Linked DNA regions of Homo sapiens: region 2 is linked to region 1. Evidence: chromatin loops called from intact Hi-C (ENCODE). Cell type or tissue: Caco-2. All regions are shown on one strand. Each heading gives the region's core, and the rest is flanking DNA. Links, peaks and the distances in the headings are about the cores only.

Region 1 (5,982 bases), core at 1,116-5,115:
TCTCCTGCAGCACTCGGCCAGAGCTGCTGCCAGGCCCATCCTTCTCAGGGAGACAGGCTACCATGGACTGGCCTTCGTAGCACTCCCTGGAGCTTGCTTCGGAGGCAAGATAAAGGGGAATAAGCCCTGAAGCAATGGAGCTGGCAGCTAGTACAGCCTGAGGGAAGGAAGCTTGCAGCCCCCAAGACCCTGAGATGGAAGCACTTCGGGGAGGGCTACAGCTTCTGGACAACCTCCTCCCACCCAATTCTAGCATGGGACACGCCAGCTAGTGATCATAAGAGCTAATCCAGCCAGCCTCCTGCCAGCCCCTAACCACCCATGCCTTCTAAATAATGCAACCTGGTTGTCAAGAGAGCATATTCAAATGTCTCTTCCTCCCTGATGCCACCCAGCACCCTGTTCTCCACCCCCAGTACTAGAAGGTGCTAATCAGGCAGGCCTGGTGCTGATGTCAGAACCACACTGCCACCCCCACTGCCCACACTGCCACCCCCACTGCCCAACTCCCTCCTGCACTCCCTCCCCACCCCAATGCAGCTCTGTTTTAGAGCATGAATACCCACTCCTCCATGTCTTCCCTCTATCCATCTGTCCACCTTGGTGATGGAGGGTGAGAAGAAGTGCACAGAGCAGACAGGCAAGGACCTGGGGACTGCCTGTCCAGAAGTGACTGATCACTGGTGCGTGTGATGAGCACTCAGGTGGGGAAGGAGACCCGAACCTCAGCTCTTGCCTCCTGGCCAGGCATCTGGAGAGAGGCATGGCCCAGTCATTAAAGATGTCAGGAGGTGGAGTCAGACCACCTGGGTCCTGATCCCAGCTCCATCACTCCCCGGATATGTGACCTTGGGCAAGTTTATTAAATAAAAGAGAGACAAAGATAGCAGTACCTACCTTATGGAATTGCCATGAATGCTAAAGAAGTTAAAATTTGCCAAGAATTTAGAAGAGTTCACTATTATTATTGGTGTCACCATCACTACTATAGCCTGTTGAGTGTCGCGAATGCCACTAAAGAAGGCCAGAGGAAGGGAGCCCTGTGGGTGGGCATGGCCAAAGGGAGCTTTTCTGGGTAAGGTGGACTCTGAAATGACTGCAAAGTCCAGACCGAATGCCCACGAGGTGGCAGGTTTGAGAACTGCCCACCCCCAGGTCAGTGAAAAACAACCAAATGACAGGACTGCAGAAGGTACTACCAAGCAACAATAATGGCAATAATTTTATTTATATTGTTGGATTTAATATTCAACAACTCCATGAGGTGGGTACATATCTCCATTTTAGAGCTGACAAAATGAAGGCTCAGAGAAGTTAAGTAATTTGCCCAAAGTCTCCCAGCACTGTGAACATGAGAGCTTGTGTACAGCTCAGGACGTATTTTACTTCTGCTCCACTCTGACCCCTTTTCCACATTCCCCTCTCTGTTTTTCCCATTTAGAAGGCCCTGCTGGTGTGGGCACTGCTCAGGACAGATGTTTGGGGACAAGCTCTTCCCACAAGCTCACTGCCTCTGCCACAGCCTGACTTGACCTCAGCCTGGAGCAGAAAGGCTGGCTGCAGGTGCCTATCTCACACCTCAGACAGGCCAGCCTTTGGCCAGCCCAGATAAAGGACAGGAAATCCTAGGCCACGTCCCTTGGAGCTCACTCTCTCACAGGAACAGAGTTGCAGCCAGGGCAGGGGTTCCTCTGTGGTGGGGAAGCTGCCGAGTCAGCCCCGGCTGCCATGGCTGCTGGGTGTGGTTTGGGGAAAACAGGGAGGGCTGAGGGTCAGGAGACCTGGGCTCCAAATCCTCCCTCACTGGAGACTGTTCTTCCCTTCCCTGGGCCTCAGGTGGAGACCACCACAGATCATTCTGGGGAAATCATACCATCTACTTTACAGGGCTGCTCTAAGAACACAATGGAATCATGGAAGTGAAAGTGCCTTGGCAACTGAAGAAATGGGAGGACTCATAGTCATCATCATCAACTGCCAGGGGAAGGAATGGCTACGTTGGTATTTCTCACTGTCTGATTCACTCTTCTAGGCCCCACTGTGGGCATGGCTCATACTCATTTCCGGCTTCAGTACTCCCTAAAATATCCCCTTCCCTCCACCCACCCCTGACCAACTCCAAAGATAAAACCGAGTGGCAGGAAAGCAGGGTACGCTGGAAGCCCCCCACATATTACATTGTATTTAACTCAACAAGGGGAACACCTACTAACACCAGGCTTGTCCTCCACTATGGGGGCACCAATAAGAAGGCCCTACCTTCCAAGGGCTCTCCAATCGTGAGAGCTGGCTGGACCTGAACCATAAACAAATCAGTGTTGTCTAAGGTATTTGCACCCAAGATTCTGGGGGTTAGGAGTCTACCTGTTGTGGTAACCAGAAAAGGATTATGGAAAAGTCATCTGAACAAGTTCAGACTATAAATAAACTAAGGGGAGTGAGGGGTTTCCAGTGCCCCATTTCCTGCCCCCACATGTTAAGGGGGCCATAAACAGTAGCATGTAGGGAGGACAGAGGACAGTGATGAGGCTGGGAAGGGGGCTGCTCCAGGTCTGAGAAGGAGCGCAGACGCTTGAAGGTTGTTTGGCCTAGAGAAGACACAGGTGCACTTGGGTTCCATCCTCAGATCCCTGAAGGTCAGAGAGAGCAGACAGGGTCCAGGTGGTCCCAGAGGGCACACTCGGAACCCAGGGTTAGAAGCCTCAGGGAGGCACAGTTAAGTTCAACATAAGAGAAAACTTTCACACATTCCAAAGACGAAAGCAACTTGCTTGAAACATATCACATTCCCAGGTATTGAACATGAGTGAGCAGGAACTGCACAAGTACCTGTCGGGAAGCCCCAAGCTTCAGAAGGAAAGTTGGACCTAGTGCCCTCTAAAGGTCCTTCTGCCCTGAGCTCTGCCTGCATACCTACCTCTAGAGGGGTTGTGGGAGAGAGCATAAAGGTGACTGGAGCTGGCTAGGCCCTTGGCTGCTTCCCACAGGGACCTAGGATCCCAGGAGCACCTTGGGCTGGTACGACCCAGGGGGAGCAGTTCACTCATTAACTTGTGGCTGAATGGGTCAGAGAGTGGCTGGCCACTAGGGACAGACACAGGCTTGGGGAGGGGCCAGAGAGCAAACTGCAGAAATGCCCAAGCACAAGGAGAACCCAAGCTGTGGCAATTCAGGGCTTGGCCAGCTCCAACTGACCCAGCCAGCTGAGAACATTCAGTGTCTGGGCCTGATTGAATTTGAAGCCAGCTCACCATTGCCTGGTAGATAAGAAAAGGGTCTTGAGTGGGGAGGCATACTTGCATAGCTGAAAGGAAGGCTCACAGACCACTGAGTCTGCCTGCCAACTGCCCTACCCACTTTATAGTTGTGGAAATTGAGGCCCAGAGAAAGCAAAAATCACTCACCGAGAGAAAGCTATAGAGGGGGCAGAACCAGAAGCCGTTTCCCAACTCTGTAGTAGGCCCACGGGGTGGTTCCTTCTCTTCCTACTGAAACTGCAGGAAACTGCATATGGTCTGGAGCTTTCTAAATTGGGTCTGGGTCTGGGTCTGGGTCTGGGTCTGGGTCTGGGTCTGGGTCCTGGCCCGACCCTTACCAAGTGCCACTGCTTGTCCAGATACAGGCTCCCGGAGGAAGGCATCCTCCTCCACTTACAGAGGTCCTCAGCCTCTCAGCAGCAATCATGTGGTTGGCTGTCCCCATTTCCACTGCAGCCTGGTGTGGAGGGACCCACAGCTGTACTGAAAACAGACACACATTCACACAGCCTCACCCCATACCCAGCATCGGCAGACCCTTTGGGTGGGCATTTCTTGCTCTTTTAGACTTTCAAATTGAGATGAGGCGATCAACTACTCCTAGAAACACCCCCCTACCCCTTTTTAACTCTGATGCTGGACCCCACTGCCCATCCAAATCCCCATCAATTCACTCCGCTCCCCTTCTCAATACCATCCAAGCTGAACCCATGTCCTTCAAATGGTGTGAATAACTGCTTCCGTTTGCCAAGTAAAGGATGGAGGGGCAGACTTTTCACTGGCCCCAGAAGTTCCCGTGAGTGAATGTTTGTCAATGTTCCCTTGGGGGAAGGTGAGGGTTCAGGATATGGTCTCTTTAAGGCCTGAGGTGGACAGGGAGTTAGTTAATGACCATCCCCTAGAGATGACTTTCCAAGGTGGTTATTATGTGGCTCAATGATTAACCAAGCAGTGGCAGGACCCCAGGCTTGTTGGAAGGAGGCTGCTCTTTTCCCAAAGACAGCCCAAGAGCAGGAGCCTGCAGTCAGGGAGAACATTCCTGGGGTCTTTCTCTCCCTCTCTGACAGGCTGTGGTGAGGTGGGTGGGGGCAGAGGCCTGCACTGAGGGAATCTCTCCCTCAGCCCCACATGGGGGTAGAGGGCTGGCCCGGATATGGAGGAAGTCAGCACACCCTTACTGGGGCGGAAGGGAAAAGAGAGACAGTGAGGGTTTTTATCATGAATGAGAGAGGAAGCTCCAAGCTGGGCCTTGGTGATTAGATGACAAGCTGGGAAAGACGTTCATCCTGAATGCATCCTGTTTTGCTCTGAACTGGCCTCAGGGGCCAGGCGCAGGGGAGGGGCCTAGGTGGAGAGCAGCCTCCCAGAATTCTCCCAGACCTGCGTACCCCAAACTCCTGGGTGCCCTGGACTGGGGAAGCAAGTGTGAGAGTGAGAACTGTCATTTACTGCTAGAGAAACAAAGGCAGGAAGTCTCCGCAAGAAGCCTCCATGGGTCAGCCTCCAGATCTGGAGCCCTAGAGGCGGCTAACATCTGGGCTGGGACCTTTCCTGGGCCTCTCTTCCAAGGTTCAGCTCAAATGCCACTGCCTCTGTCCGTCACCTTCCCCTCAGTCAAAAGCAATCACTCCCTGGAATGGATTTCCCAGGGCAGAATGGACGTCCAGGGCAAATAAGTCCTTCTCAACAATTGGAAATATGAACACTTACCGGTTATTTGATAATATTAAGAAACTATTTTAGGTGTGATAATGGTTGTTTTTATGAATCCTTATCTTTTAGAAATACGTATTGAAATATGTATAGATGAACTGATAAGGTTTCTGGGATTTGTTTCAAAATAACAAGGGCATGATGTAGATAAGAGTATGGACAGGGCAGGATTGGCCATGGGCAAATGGCTGTTGAAACTGGGTGATGGGTACATGGGGTCTTAGTACACTAATTATCTCTATTTTTATATATGTTTGAAATTATTCACAATAATTTTTTTGAAGTCCTCACCAAGGTATTATTATTTAATACATAAATAATTAGTGGCATGTATTATTTATGCCACTAACCCCCAAACTAGATGGTACATTCCCTGGAACTGGGGGTTTTTACTCTGTGTCCTCCACAAGACCTAGCACCAAGCCTAAACTTAATGACTAATAATTTATACAGCACATGGTAGTTTACAAAGCACTTAGCTATGGATCCCCTAGTTTAATCCAGTGAAGTGGAAAAAATGAGGAGAAACCCAGAGTCGGAGAATTTGAGGGGGGCGGCAGAGCCTGGAGTTAAAGCTCCCCATGTTCAACTCCCAATCCCCTGTTCTTTGCTCCACACCACCCTGAACTCCTAGGGAACTTAACATTCAGTTCTAAAATTCCTGTGTGTGGTCGAGGTAAACAGGAACAGCAACTGTTTAGCATGCAAGTTACCAACCTGCAGGGCTGGGGAAAAGGAAACTCCACCCACAAACACAGCACTTCAGACTTGTGACAAGGGCCCAGGCTGTGGCCTCCAGTCCACTGATTCCTATCTACCAGGACCCTTCCCGAATGCATGCCCATGCACACGTGCGCACACACAAACCAAGACCCCTTAATAAACACCTGACACCAGCAACTGTGTGCCCAACCCAGTGCCCAACTACCCTGTTGTGGGGTGGGGAAGAATGTAAAACTCACCTAGATCTCCGGGAGCTCACACTTCCCACCCTAAAGCCCTTGTATCTTTG
Region 2 (4,000 bases), core at 1-4,000, 190 kb after region 1:
TTCTGTTTTGATGTTGAAAAAATCCATAAAAAAGAAACACAGCCCTCCCAATAGGCTGCTTAAAGAAACTAAAACAATTGTACTATAAAAAGCTGCTCTACAAAACACAGTATGTGACATTCAGTTCATAGAAGATGAGGTTCCAAGGACCAATTAGCCTGCTCTCTAGCTACTACATTCTTTGCAATATATGAAATAAATTTTTAACATTCCCAATTTAATTGGTAAATGAATCCTAGATGCCAGATACAAAAAAAAAAAAAAAATCAAGAAACTGGAAGAAGGGTTCAGTAATACAAATACAACCTCTCAAAGCACCACTGAGCTAATTCTGTTTTAATTTTTTCACCTAGAATTTTACCCGTTATTAAACACTTTGTAAACATAATTTATAATAGTTGCTTAGCATCCCACCACAAAGATATAACATAATTTACCTAACCAATACCTCATCTGTGGTTCATTTATTTCTAGCTTTCCCCTATTACAAAGAATGCTATAATAAACATCTTTGTATATTGATACTTTAATGTTGAAAATTTTTGTTTTACATTTTAAAACTTTCCTTATACTACATTTGGAGAAGTATGATAATATATTGGTTTAAAAAGATTTGGACATTTTAAGACCTTTTTTTTGTTTTTTGAGATGGAGTCTTGCTCTGTCGCCCAGGCCAGAGTGCAGTGGTGCGATCTCGGCTCACTGCAACCTCAGCCTCCCGGAGACAAGCGATTCAGTCTCCCAAGCAGCTGGGATTTCAGGCATATGCCACCATGTCTGGCTAATCTTTGTATTTTTAGTAGAGATGGGGGTTTCACCATCTGGGCCAGGTTGGTCTCGAACTCCTGAGCTCAGGTGATCCGCCTGCCTTGGCCTCCCAAAGGGCTGAGATTACAGGCGCGAGCCACCGCACCTTGCTGTTTTAAGATTATTAATATGCATTATAACCAAACTGCTCTCCAAAAAGGCTGTACCAAATTAATCTCTAGGATAAAATATTAAACTTCAGTATATAAAATATATTCAAAATCAGTGAACCAAATGAAAATATTGCAAAGTACTATTAGTTACTTAGTCCCATGATACTGAACAGAAGTTCTCTCAACTAGTCTAACTTACGATGGTATTGCGAACAGATTCATTTAATGTGGAGCTGTCAAACTCCCGGATGCGAGATCTCATAGGAATGGTGATTTCTCCTTCTACGGGGATGTCTTGTGAGATGGATATATCTGAAAGGCCTGCAAACTGAGAAGAGTCAGGGGAAAAAAAGTAAGCCTGTAATAAACTGTAGCATTCCTCATATATATCATCATTTCCTAGAGAGTTGGGACCATGTATTTTGTAGGGTTTTACATAGGAAAGTAGGTGTTAGCTCAACAGACATTACACAATGCAGTTAACAATAATCCTCAAATTTATTTCTTTAAAGATTAAACATAATGAAAAAACTAAAGTAAATGTCATAGACACCTTCTTGCCCACCAACATTTAGCATAAAATCTTCACATGGCACAAGCTAGCAAGACTGAGATAATAATTGTAAAGTTATTAAAAAGTGACCTTTTAGCAATCACTGTCTTAGAATGGCCACGTTTCTGTTGCACTTCTGCTCCCTAACAGGCTCTAGTGGCCTCTGCTGGCTAAAAATGAGCATTACATGAACCATAAAGGCAAGTGCGGGAAACAGGGAAATAGCAAAATATACCTTGATTACAGTCTTTACAGGTTACCTGGCAATCACAGAGCAAATAAAATTTTCAAAGTGAATAAAGAATGTGAACTTTTAAATTCATAGTCATCTGCCAAATGTTATTACAACCGAAACTCAAATCTACAAATTCCTAAGAAAATAGAGGCAATGCCTTCTCATACAGTTTTTGGGCCAGTAGGCACAATTTTTAGTGGGCAACAGTTGCAGATAAAGGAAACACAAGACAGTATACTGAAATTTTAGAAAGAATGAGGATGTTCACATCCGTCAAATTTTATTACAACCAAAACTCAAATCTACAAATTCCTAAGAAAATAGAGGCAATGACTTCTCATACAGTTTTTGGCCCAGTAGGCACAATTTTTAATGGGCAACAGTTGCAGATAAATGAAATGCAGACAGTATACTGAAATTTTAGAAGGAATGAGGATGTTCAAAGAATTTGTAAAAGGCTGGGCATGGTGGCTCATGCCCGTAATCCCAGCACTTTGGGAGGCCGAGGCGGGCAGATCACCTGAGGTCGGGAGTTTGAGACCAGCCTGACCAACATGGAGAAATCCCATCTCTACTAAAAATACAAAATTAGCTGCGCGTGGTGGCGCATGCCTGTAATCCCAGCTACTCGGGAGGCTGAGGCAGGAGAATCGCTTGAACCCGGGAGGTGAAGGTTGCGGTGAGCCGAGATCACGCCATTGCACTCCAGCCTGGGCAACAAGAACAAAACTCCGTTATAATAAAATAAAATACAAAAAAATACAAAAAATAAACAAATAAATAAATAAATAAAATAAATAAAATATAAAATATAAAATAAAATAAAATAAAATAAAACAAAAACAATTTCTTAACCACACTCATATTTCTTAAATATAAGAAACATGCCATAGAATTTTTTTTTAAAGGTTTCTTATAGAGGAAAGAAAGGAATAGGATAGAGCAGACAGGGAGAGAAACTAGGCTTTTTTCAATATATGTTGTCCATATAAATGACTTGCAATCATATAAACACTTCACACAATTATTAAACAAAATTAAAATTTGAAGGAAGCAATCCCTGAAACTGAGAGAAAAAATTAAACCAATGAAACTACCATGTATTGAAATAAACACACAACCACAAAGATAGCACCTATTTCAAGTGACTATATAACACTGTAATTTGACTTCTGATTAAGATATAGGAAGCTGGAAAGACCATTCCCCAAGTAGAATAATGAGAAAAGGCTAGATACTTTACTGAATCATAACTTTCCCTGAATTCATCTGAGAACTGAGTTGTAGGGAGACCAAGTAGCCTGGATGAAATCTAAAGAAAGCCAGGTGCTTCCACGAAGAGACATCAGCACTGGCTCAACAGTAGCAAAGCATGAGGGGAAGACAATGCTGCACACCACACCACACAGATGGGTAAGAATTCAAATAAAATTTTAAATAAATTGCTAAAGTCCAAGTATGGATCAGCACAAGAGTACAGAATCCCTGGAAGCAATAGACGCAAGGGGAGTTCACACCCACTTACAGGCTCTTCTCTAGAAAAAAGCCCCTAGAGGAAAGAGCCTTAAAGCCACTTAGACAAAAACAAGTTGCCTTCAGAACACAGGTGACAACTCACTGAAGCTGGAGAAAGGGAAAAGGAAAAGCTCTCTACTACTAAGGGATGGACAGAAAACCATCCTGGGCCCAGACCATTAAGAGTTTCCTTCAGCTAGGAGGGGGACAGGATCACTAAGAAAGTGCTACCCAGGAGACCCAGGGACACATGGTCTGCCTAAGGCAGAGACTAGACTATGAAAACAAAGAATCCCCTTTCCCTGGCCCCTATCACCAGGCTAGCAAGTATGGAGTAATAAACAACAGCAGTCTACTGCTGGAGGAAGTGCTAGAGCTTAGAAAGAGACTCACCATGAGATGCAAGGGCAAAGACAGAAGCTGAGTACAGAACATGAACATTAATAAAAACATTGGGGCTGGGTGCAGTGGCTCATGCCTGTAACCCCAACTCTGGGTAGCTGAGGTAGGAGAATCGCTTGATGCTAGGAGTTTGAGACTAGTCTGGGTAACACAGTGAGACCCCCATCTCTACAAAAAATGTTTTTAAAAAATTAGTTGGGCATGGTGGCATGCAACTAACTGTGGTCCCAGCTACTGAGGAGGCTAAAGTGGGAGGATCACTTGAGCCCAGGAGGTCAAGGCTGCAGTAAGATATGATCACGCCATTGCAATCCAGCCTGGGCAACAGAGTGAGATGCTGTCTCAAAAAAAAAAAAACAACAACAAAAAACAAAA

What was found. Peaks named below come from ENCODE experiments on the same cell type or tissue, not always from the same donor. Only the 100,000 strongest peaks of a DNase experiment are listed, where the experiment ranks them.
Region 2: a loop joins it to region 1, with 6 times the contacts of the local background. A loop is called at or near these places in 10 of 110 quality-filtered maps.

Annotation. Positions count from the first base shown.
Region 1 is chrX:68,696,185-68,702,166 of GRCh38, reverse strand. All of the region lies in intron 2 of STARD8 (StAR related lipid transfer domain containing 8), which reads right to left. Among named protein-coding and RNA genes, the nearest start is that of STARD8, 52 kb to the right of the region's middle. In Caco-2, for the core only: no CTCF peak of the experiment used is centred there; a DNase peak (open chromatin) is centred at 3,026.
Region 2 is chrX:68,509,097-68,513,096 of GRCh38, reverse strand. YIPF6 (Yip1 domain family member 6) reads right to left here. Exons shown (of 7, transcript NM_173834.4): 2 at 1,120-1,248. Among named protein-coding and RNA genes, the nearest start is that of YIPF6, 12 kb to the right of the region's middle. In Caco-2, for the core only: a CTCF peak has its summit at 1,594 (motif pointing left); no DNase peak of the experiment used is centred there.